Linked DNA regions of Homo sapiens: region 1 is linked to region 2. A link is an interaction called in ENCODE POLR2A ChIA-PET data of the cell type or tissue named here. Cell type or tissue: OCI-LY7. All regions are shown on one strand. Links, peaks and the distances in the headings refer to the core of each region. The heading gives the core; the rest is flanking DNA.

The links. ChIA-PET counts read pairs that join two places held together with the same protein. Peaks named below come from ENCODE experiments on the same cell type or tissue, not always from the same donor. Only the 100,000 strongest peaks of a DNase experiment are listed, where the experiment ranks them.
Region 1: POLR2A ChIA-PET joins it to region 2 with 12 read pairs; 6 of 35 experiments call an interaction of 5 or more read pairs at or near these places.

The regions. Positions count from the first base shown.
Region 1 is chr7:90,754,452-90,759,837 of GRCh38, reverse strand. The region is part of intron 4 of CDK14 (cyclin dependent kinase 14); the gene reads right to left. Among named protein-coding and RNA genes, the nearest start is that of CDK14, 160 kb to the right of the region's middle. In OCI-LY7, for the core only: a CTCF peak has its summit at 3,284; DNase peaks (open chromatin) are centred at 2,147, 2,887, 3,267 and 4,817; H3K4me3 peaks cover 3,276 bases; H3K27ac peaks cover 4,712 bases.
Region 2 is chr7:90,698,811-90,704,196 of GRCh38, reverse strand. All of the region lies in intron 2 of CDK14 (cyclin dependent kinase 14), which reads right to left. Among named protein-coding and RNA genes, the nearest start is that of CDK14, 110 kb to the right of the region's middle. In OCI-LY7, for the core only: no CTCF peak of the experiment used is centred there; no DNase peak of the experiment used is centred there; H3K4me3 peaks cover 599 bases.

The sequences.
Region 1 (5,386 bases), core at 216-5,215, 56 kb before region 2:
ACTTAGTCTGAATACTCCAATTCTAGAAGCAGAACAAAGAGCAAGCTGTTTTTCCTCTAAATGGCATGTGAAGTCTGAGAAAATCAAAAGCAGCTATAGACTCACATACCCCCTAGATTCAGTAGGAAAGAAAGGAGAGGACCCTGCCCCAGGGAGAGCAAAGACTCATACCCACTCACTACTTGAGGTAGGGTGCAGAACCTGGGGGACTCAGGTGTGATCTACCAGCAGATCAAAGTACATTGAGGAGAATATGGGTCCCACTATGTCTCAACTTTGGGTCTTGAGGTTGTGAGAGGTAGTAGCTCTTATTTTCAACAACCAGGTATTCATGGGTGCCCTTGCATAAGCAAACCACCAATCCTCCCAGATCATATTGCTTAAAGCCAATTCCACTTCAATACTCAAACAAAACACTTTTGCTTAACCAAAACTACCACAATAATCAAAGTGAATCTGTTTACTTTTAGCTTAAGGCCCTCAAAGTTCAACAAATTTAGTGGAGAGTCTGATAACCAATGAGTGAATATCTCATTATATTTGCTTGGGGGGAAGGAGTAAGCCCCAAAAGGGAACAGTGCCAAGGATTCCACAAAGACACATAGTGATGAGGGAAGCTTGATTTAAAAGCACACAAAGATGTGGCTTCTAAACTCAATCAGTGGCCACTGGAGAGAAAACATTTAAAATACTTTAGTCAACATCATCCTCTCTTCATTCCCTTTGAAACCCCACACCATTTTACCTGGATGTTTTTGTTTTACGATTTTTTTTTTTTTTTTTAGACAGAGTCTCGCTCTGTCACCCAGGCTGGAGTGCAATAGTGCAATCTCGACTCACTGCAACCTCTGCCTCCCGGGTTTGAGTGACTCTCGTGCCTCAGCCTTCCGAGTAGCTGGGATTGTAAGTGCATGCCACCACACCCAGCTGATTTTTCTATTTTTAAGAGGGACAGGCTTTCACCATGTTGGCCAGGCTGGTCTCGAACTCCTGGCCTCAGGTGATCCACCCGCCTTGCCCTTGCAAAGTGCTGGGATAGCAGGCACGAGCCACTGTGTACCTGGGCCTTTCTCACTACGTTCTAGCTTATATAGAATATAGTATTGATACATCTTCATTTATATAGAATTACTTATGTATTTGTACCATCTCCCTTCAAGATTAAGTTTCCCGAGGGCAGAATCCTCATCTGAGTCACCTCTTTTTCACCGACAGCATAAAAAAGGCATAATTATAAACAATACAATGAATATTCATCACTAGTTGAATAAGTTCAAAAAATATTAACACATCTCTGAATATACAGAAGTCCTTGGTAAACTGAGAGGTAAAAAGATGATTTCAAGGTGCTGAATTAAAGACATTTTAAAATGCCATATATTTTAATTTTCCAAAGTATTATACGATGCATAATTTTTTAATCCTATATTAAATGCTACAGGAATTTAGAAGAGAGAACATAATCAGAAAACCAAACCAGAAGAGAGATCAGCAGTCAGCAGTCAGAAGTAATGATAACTGCCACCCCCCATCTAAACATAAAAACAGAGAGAGAGAGAGAGAGACAAAGAGACAGTGAAAGACAAAGACAGAGAGAGAGACAGAGAAGAAATCTGGAGAACACTGATCAAAAAACAAAAACTTTCTACTCAAATATGAGAATGTGGTAAGTTCAAAGCTTTTTCTTAAAAGCATATTTGTGAGTTTTGTATGTTGATGTGAACAGGGTTAACCAGCCATTTGTTAGAAGCCAAGCTCACTACAAAGCAGACTACCTGTATAGGAATCTCAGTTAACTTCTCTCCAGTGTATGTGTTCCTACATGGATAAGAGATCCAAAAGAATCAAGAATAATTAAAAACACTTTCTATTCCTCCTCAAGCTTCTAAACTATGCCTAATAGCAACTACTCCACAATCAAGAATTACACACACCCACTGGGCATGGTTGCTCATGTCTGTAATCCCAACATTTTGGGAAGCCGAGGTGGGTGGATCACTTTAGTTCAGGAGTTCGAGACCAGTCTGGGCAACATGGCAAAACCCCGTCTCTACAAAAAAATATGAAAATTAGCTGGGTGTGGTGGCACGTGCCTGTAGTCCCAGCTACTCGGGGGTGCTGAGGCATGAGAATCGGTTAAGCCTCAGCGGCAGAGGTTGCAGTGAGCCAAGACTGCATGCACCACCGCACTCCAGCCTGGGCGACAGAGTGAGACCCTGTCTCAAACAAAAAAAAAAAAAAGAATTACACAAATCTCTTGATGGGGCAAATAAATATCCTTTGTTTGTACTTTAAAAAGAACCAATAGGTAAAGGATGAATGACACGTATTACAGGCAGAAAAAGAACAACACTGTCATGAATGCAATGCCAAGTTAGTGAGGTTTGACACTAGTAAGTGTTATGGATTGAACTGTTCAAAAAGATATGTTGAAGTTCTAACCCCAAGCACCTCAGAATGCATTTTTTTTTGAAATGAGTCATTTATGGAGGCAATCAAATCAAAATGAGATCATTAGGGTGGACCTTAATCAAATATAACTCATGTCCTGACAGAAAGGGAAAACTTGGACACAGACACACACAGACACACACACACACACACACACACACACACACACACACACACTGGAAGAATGCCATGTGGAGAAGGCAACAAGAGGGGTGATGCACCTGCAAGCCAGGAATGCCCAAAATTGCCAGCACACCACCAGAAGCTAGGACAGAGGCATGGAACAGATTCTCCCTAACAATCCTCAGAAGGAACCTACCCTGCAGACACCTTGATTTCAGACTTCTAGCCTCTAGAACTGAGAAAGTACATGTAGCTTAAGCCACCCAGATTGTGGGACATTGTTATTTCAAGCCCTAGCAAACTAATACAATGAAGCTTATGGTAAAATCCAAACATGACACCTGTAAACCAACACATATGTGTAAAATGCTCACAAACTGAAAATCACAAGTATCTCTACAAATGCCAGACAGCTTCACTGCAAGATAATGAGAGCTGTTTCTGGGGAGGATGCAAAAGATTATGTTTAAAGATGGCAGGTGGGATGCAGACATTTATGAGAGAATGGTGAGGAGTATTGGAACAGGGATCCCAACAATTAGTTGGCTATTTAAATTATATAGCACTATAGGGACACACCAAACTTAGCTCTCAAGTCCTGCTATATGACATGTAGCTGTTATTCTTCAGCCTGACTTAGCCACCTTAAAGCAAGCAAAGCCAGGGAGCCTGTCATCTCTTAAAGCAGGTAACTAGGCAATGGCTTTCCTCTCCACCTGGAGGAAAGGAAGTACTACATGTGACCAGGAGGCTTGAAACTGCTCAAGAAATGCTAACAAGATAAATTAATACCTACTAGAGTGAAAACTATTAACCGTCCAGAACAATCTTTCTCAAAGATTATAGGTACTTTTAAAGTCTTTCTTTTATTCAGGCATAATAAATGAAAAATTCTTCAACTATCTCCAAGATTTTGAAATAAATCTTCAAGATAAAAATTTAATAGAGTTATTAACACATCTGGAGATCAGCTGAGCACATCTTCAATGGATAGGAACTTCCAAGTGGTTCGTTTTCTTATAAAGAAATAGTGTTTGCTTCTATTTGAGTCATAATTAAAACAAGTCAGAGTATATGTGAGAACTATTTGGAATATTCAGAGAGGATCACATCTTTCCAAGGTCTTGCACTATGGAAGCAGTAATGGTGTACTGATTAGGAAAATGATAGCTTCAAGCCACCAGATGGGAATGAGCTAAACAAACTTTGCCACTAACTACCTGTGTGAACATAGGCAAGATGCTAAACCTCTCTAAGCCCTAAGATTCCTGACTGTTAAATGAAGATGACAATAATGGGACCCACCTCATACGGCATTGTGAGGAGTAAATGAGACAAAGGGATGTACTATATTGTACACAAAATAATTGCTTAATAAAGGGTAGTTATCATGTTATTGACACTAAATTTAGTACAAGTAATTTTTATATGGTAAAGTACTGCTATTTTTCTTTAGGAAAGAAAATTAAAATATGGGGCACAACCCCTATTAAAATTAACTCAATCATTTAGACCATTACTTTGACATTCCAAAATTCTCAAGCAATATGGTTATTAACAGTCCTCTGGATTTTGTTTTTTATCCCTTATCATGCTGACTATTCATTCAAATTTTCTTAAAAAAATACTTTTTAAGTAATTTCAACTTTCATTTTAGATTACGGGGCTACATGTACAGGTTTATCATATTAGTATATTGCATGATTCTGAGGTATGGGATATGAATGATCCTGTCATGCAGGTAGTAAGTATAGTACCCAAAGGTTTTTCAACCCTTTTCCCCCTTCCTTAGCAACCCCACTCAGCAGTCTCCAGTGTCTATTGTTCCCAACTTATGTCCAAGTGTACCCAATGCTTAGCTCCCACTTACAAGTGAAAACATGCAATATTTGGTTTTCTGTTCCTGTGTTAATTCACTTAGGATAATGGCCTCCAGCTGCATCCATGATGCTGCAAAGAACACGATTTCATTCTTTTTAATGGCTGTGCAATATTCTGTGGTGTATATGTACCACATTTTTTTAATCCAATTCACTACTGATGGGCATGTAGGTTGACTCCACAGCTTTGCTATCGTGAATAGTGCTGTAATTAACATAAAACTGCATGTGTCTTTTTGGTAGAACAATTTCGTTTCTTTTGGATATATACCCAGTAATGAGACTGCTGGGATGAATGACAGTTCCTGTTTTAAGTTCTTTGAGAAATCTCCAAACTGATTTCCACAGTGGCTGAACTAATTTACATTCTCACCAGCAGTGTATAAGCGTTCCCTTTTCTACACAGCCTTCCCAGCACCTGTTTTTGACTTTTAATAATAGCCATTCTAACTGATTTGAGATGGTATCTCATTACGGTTTTGATTTGTATTTTTCTGATGATTAGTGAGTGGAGCATTTCTTCATGTTTGTTGGCCGCTTGAATGTCTTCTTTTGAGAAGTGTCTGTTTCTGTTCATGTATTTTGCTCACTTTTTATGGAGTTATTTGGTTATTGCTCGTTAAATTGTGTAAGTTCCTCAGAGATTCTAGATATCAGATCTTTGTCAGATACACAGTTTCTGAATATTTTCTCCCATTCTGTTTACTCTGTTGATAGTTTATTTTGCTGTGCAGAAACTCTTCAATTAGGTCCCACTTATCAATTTTGGCTTTTGTTGCAATTGCTTTTGTGAACTTAGTCATAAATCGTTTCCAAAGGCCGATGCTCAGACGATGTTTCCTAAATTTTCTTCTAGGATTCTTAGAGTTTCGAGGTCTTACGTTTAAATCTTCAATCCATCTTGAGTTAATTTTTATATATGGTGAAAGGGA
Region 2 (5,386 bases), core at 320-5,319:
TGACTCTATAACAGAAACTGGTAGATGCAGACTATCATTTTTTAAAAATCTTATTTTTGCCTGGCTTTCAAAAAAATCTGATTTCAGGGCACTGCTTTCTTTTTGAGACAGGGTCTCACTCTGTTGCCCAGGCTGAAGTACAGCGGCACGATTATGAGTTACAGCAGGCTGGACCTCCCAGCTTCAAGTGATCCTCCCACTCAGCACCTCAGCCTGCTGAGTAATTGGAACCACAGGTGCATGCCACCATGCCCAGCTAATTTTTGTATTTTTTGTAGAGACAGGATTTTGCCATGTTGCCCAGGTTGGTCTCAAACTCTTGGGCTCAAGTGATCCACCCTCCTTGGCCTCCCAAAGAGCAGGGATTACAGGTGTGCACCACCGCTGCTGGCTCAGCCTACTCCTTTTTATGAAATAAATGTCCTCATCCCTACATGTTGTGTTTCCTGGTTGTATGCCCTCAATTATCCTGGATAATAATTTGTCTGCATCTCAGTTGTTGCTTCCCCATTAGTTCAATTACAAACCCTTGTTTCAAATTATCCTGGATAATAATTTGTCTGCATCTCAGTTTTTGCTTCCTCATTAATTCAATTACAAACCCTTGTTTCAAAAGACTTGTGTCTGCATTAAAACAGATACTGGTTTTCTATATATCAACCATACATATGGTTTCTACATACATATACATGCACATTTATGTATTTATTACTTATTTATTCAGGTGATATCTAAAATGCATGGGCATTCACATGGGCACGGCACAGTTTTTCATTTTTACACCCTAAGCAGAAACACAACTGGAGTTCTGATGTGGTGTCATGCCTCAAGTGTGTAGCATGGAGAAGATCCGGATGTAAAAGTGATTTTATTATGACCACATCCACGAAATAACAGTATCACAGAGTTCCAAATGTATAGCACTAATATGATCTGAGAAATGTGAATTAAATTATAAGACCTCAATGGCAGACATAAAATCCTTGGGATAGCATCAAGAAGAAAGGCAAATGGCACTGAGAAAAGATGTGAGGATTTTCTCTCTTCCTGGTGTCAAAATGCCATTGAGGACAGAGGCTACAATCCCATGACTATCAAAAAACTGCTTAAGAAGCTAAGTCTCATTTGCAAAAACTTACCTAAGTTTCTGAATAAACTCTGAAAAGGAAAAAAAAAACAAAACAACAACAACAACAGAAAACATATTTTCTAGTTGGGGGTTATAAGTGAGTTTTATTGCTTTTAGGGACTTTGTCCCAGCTTTCCAAATTTTCACTTAGTTTGAAAAATTAGGAAAATCTCAAAAGGAAGAAAACCCTCTTAAAAGAGCCTGCCAAATAAACATACAGAAATAATTTTTAATTACATTTGACAGTTTTAAATCTAGAAAACCTTTGCCACTTATGTAGTACATACTTGAAAATACTCAAATAAAAAGTATTTGTTAAGTAATATACTTCTTTTGTCTCACTCTACATACACCTAAGAAATAAAATAGGAAGCAGGCCCTTGGGAAAGAATGGTTAACAGTGCTGGATATTCGACAATAAATATTTAGGACAAATAAAGGATAACCAACTGAAGACATTAAAAACTGAAATTAAAATGTGTATCCCTATATAATTTAATTGACTTTCCTGTGGCATTGTTTTAGTATTTGCCTTTTCAAGCTAATACTGATATAATTTAGATCATTCCAAAACCATGTGTGCATCGCTCTTCAATAACAGAAAGAAAACCAAAAAAAGGCTTTTGGCTAAAGAAGATTCATCATAGATCATTTAACAGTTCAGTATCACTGGGTGAGAGTGAAATCAGGTTCACTACAAACATGCATAAGTCACAGGGATATTAACAACTCTGAAATGCTTTAACCTACTCTGCAACCCTTTTGTATTCGGTAACATAGTGACAACAGCAGCACCCAAATATTAGTCGAATCCTTTTTGCCATCCCTTGTGGAATGCTTTCCCTGAGTGTTTATTAAAATAGGATAGGTTCCTGTTTCTTAAAAAGAAGTAGAACCGAATTGTTTGGAATGGCCAGCACATTTTTTCTCTCTTCCTGGGGAATGGTTTTTCCACCCCACGCCATCCACTGCAGTCTAAGGAGGGCTGCACCTTATCCAGGAACAGACAAGGAATCCAACTTAGAGTAATCCTTCCCTGGGACTTTTTCAGCCAGAGCTCAGTTGCGCCCCTCCCCTCCACCCTTGATGGTAGCAAAGCAGAGAAAGCATTCGCTTAGAGGCAGCCAGTGGCAGTGTCTCTCGACCTGTAAAGAAGCTCAACTCAGACCCTAAAGCCATCAGGTAGTAAAATTAGGAGATGAGGGTAGCATAGAGACAGACAGCACTGATAACATGGAGATAGCACCCGCTGAGGTGCTAGCTCTGCTGGATGCCTGACTTTCTAAAGCGCAGTTGTTCAGCTCTTGTTTCTATCCTGCAATACTTCTCTTCCCAATAAATCTATTTCTTTCTTTAGCCACTTCAAGTTGATTTTCAGCTCCTTATAATCAAGAGTGCTGGTACCCATGGGGATACATGTACAGAAAGGATACGGAGCTACTGTGAACCACTAACACCAGAAGTAGAATAAATAACTTAATAGATGTCTTGTTTTAAACTCTAGGAAAGGGAGATACAAGATAGATGTTAACTTATATAATGGTAGGAAAGGATGGGTTTAATAGCAGTCAAGGTTTTTACAAAGCTACTTCACACACTTAACTATATAAAAATTTGTACTAAATTGAGTATTATTATATTAACATTTTTATTCTTATAATTTATAGAGGAAAGCCATAGAACATTAGCTACTAATCAGTTATCTGAACTTGCAGGAAGCCTGAATGCTTTGACCAATTAGTTTAACCAGACATCCAAGTTGCTGTGGTAACACATGCTCAAATTTTAGGCACAGTACCTAATGGGAAATAAACTGACTATCCTTATAGATACCACCTACAAATTGTTGGTAAATACTGCCACACATAAGTAGCTAAGAAATGTGATAAAAAATGTGAAACTGAAAGTGGTTTGTTGCACCGATCCTGACCTTTAAAGGCTTCTGGCCACGAAGGAAAAAGGGTTATTAAAAATTAAACAAGTAATATCGAGGGGATTTTGGAAAAAGCCAAAGAAGTACACTAGGGATTTGTGGAATATGTAAAGAAAGTGCTAAGAAGACATTGTAAAGTAAACTACATTTTCTGTATTTCACGACTGAAAGATTTTTTCTGTGTTCTATTCATTTACCAACCATTTATTGAGTTTTGTATTAATCACTACAGGAGGTATAAAGATGAACGAGACACAACTGCTGCTCTCACAGATACTTATACAAATAAATATAATATGAAAATAATTGTCATAGAAAAGGTAAGAGAAAAATACTATGGGAGTTCAAGTTGAGAAGGCCTCAGAATGACAGATCAGGCAAAATTGGCAGATTTTCACTTTAGGTAATCAAATTCTGAATACTAGAGTCACAGAGAATTCAATAAGTAAAATGCTGGGGGTTGGAGATGCATGTATATCCACAGACTGGCAATGATCACTCTTAGCACCAGAGTTATTATCTATATATGGATGTAATTTGATAATTCAACAAAGAACTTTTGTAATATCATAGGAGCACAGCCTAGAAGATTCGAATGATTTCTGTAATTTGAACCTTTATGAATAAAGGTTCTTTTCTCCCCTCTGGTAGAAGATTATCTGGATGGACTCCAGGGTCTCCAAGTACTCTGCCAAGTACTCCAAGTACGGTTTGAACATATGGTTCAAAGATGTGTTTTATCAGGCCAGGCACAGTGGCTCACGCCTGTAATCCTAGCACTTTGGGAGGCCAAGGTGGCCGGACTGCGAGGTCAAGAGATTGAGATCATCCTGGCCAACATGGTGAAACCCCGTCTCTACTAAAAATACAAAAATCAGCTGGGCATGGTGGTGCATGCCTAAAATCCCAGCTACTCGGGAGGCTAAGGCAGGAGAATCACTTGAACCAGGGAGTCGGTGGTGGCAGTGAGCCAAGATCACACCACTGCACTCCAGCCTGGCGACAGAGACATATTTTTTCCTAGTTGCCCTGGACACAGACAACCAAACTTTTTTTCCACCTATGTTAAGAAAAATATAGCTTTGGGGACTGTTACAACAGCTAGTCACCAGGAACTTGGAGACCATCTTTACACCTCTCTCTTCCTCTCCCCAATATTTATTCTAATTTAGGGAAAGTAAAGTTTTACTTATCACAATACAAAGGCCTAATAGATTAACTTAGTTTTATCAGTCCTCCCCTGAAGCACATGATTCCCTCAATAACCACTGTTTCTCTTAATCATTTAGGAAAGATTCAGCTCACATGAAACACAGAGGTACCTTCTGCCTGACCCCATCATAACTAGTTCCGTCTAAGGGCACCTAGTAATTGCAGCCCTGGCAGGACCACCTGAATGCAAGGAATCACAATGCAGCATGGATCCACCTTGTTTCAGAGATTTCCTGCCACACCCACCAAGGTTATTTAACTCAGAACTCTAAGGTTTAAAACAGGTTTGATAAGGAGGAAAGAGAAAACATCACAGATGAAGCCATATAAACAGGTGCACTGGGGCACTAACTTCAACATAAAGTCAGATGCAGAACAGCTAGATTAAGAATAATGTAAACTCAAGGATCAGACAAATCTGTGTTCCTGATCCAAGCCTTGGGCAAGGTACCAATCTTATGGGAATACTTAGAATAGTTCCTATACCTAAGAGGGTTGCTGCAGGGCTAAATGATGTACAAACTACTTAGAATAGTGTTCAGTAAAGCAAGCGTTATTGCAATCCAGTGATAAGCATAATGTATGTTTAAGTGTGATCAGGCACTAAGCTGTTAGGAACCACAGACTCCCATCCTGGGTCCTGTACTTCTGCAGGAGGGCTTGTACTTGTCTTGGTTCTCTTGGTTCAGATCAGTCTGGCACTTTCTTCTGTATCAGCCATGGGCTGTCAGACTCATTTTCTCAGTCACTCCTTAATTTTATCAGTTCCTGTCAATTCTTCTCCAGTATTCCTGTTTCTATTGACTTTGCAATTTGCTTTTGCACTATTCCATAAAAATCAAACACTTTTTAAACAGCCATAGGGAGCTACCCTACAGGCCTTCTTGATATTTCCTTTGACTAAAGGTGAAAGGAGCTATTTATAGTTTATAAAAGTTTTAATGAAAAAGTTCAGTGCACAGTCTCTTCTCTCTCTGTGGATTTTCTTCCTTTCTCACTGTCATATTTCCCCTTGTAACTACAAAGCTGCAGGGTAAGAGTCGAGAGAGAACTGAGAACCCATGGTTACATAATGAAGTATCAAAGATAAGGTTTACCAAACAGATTAGAAA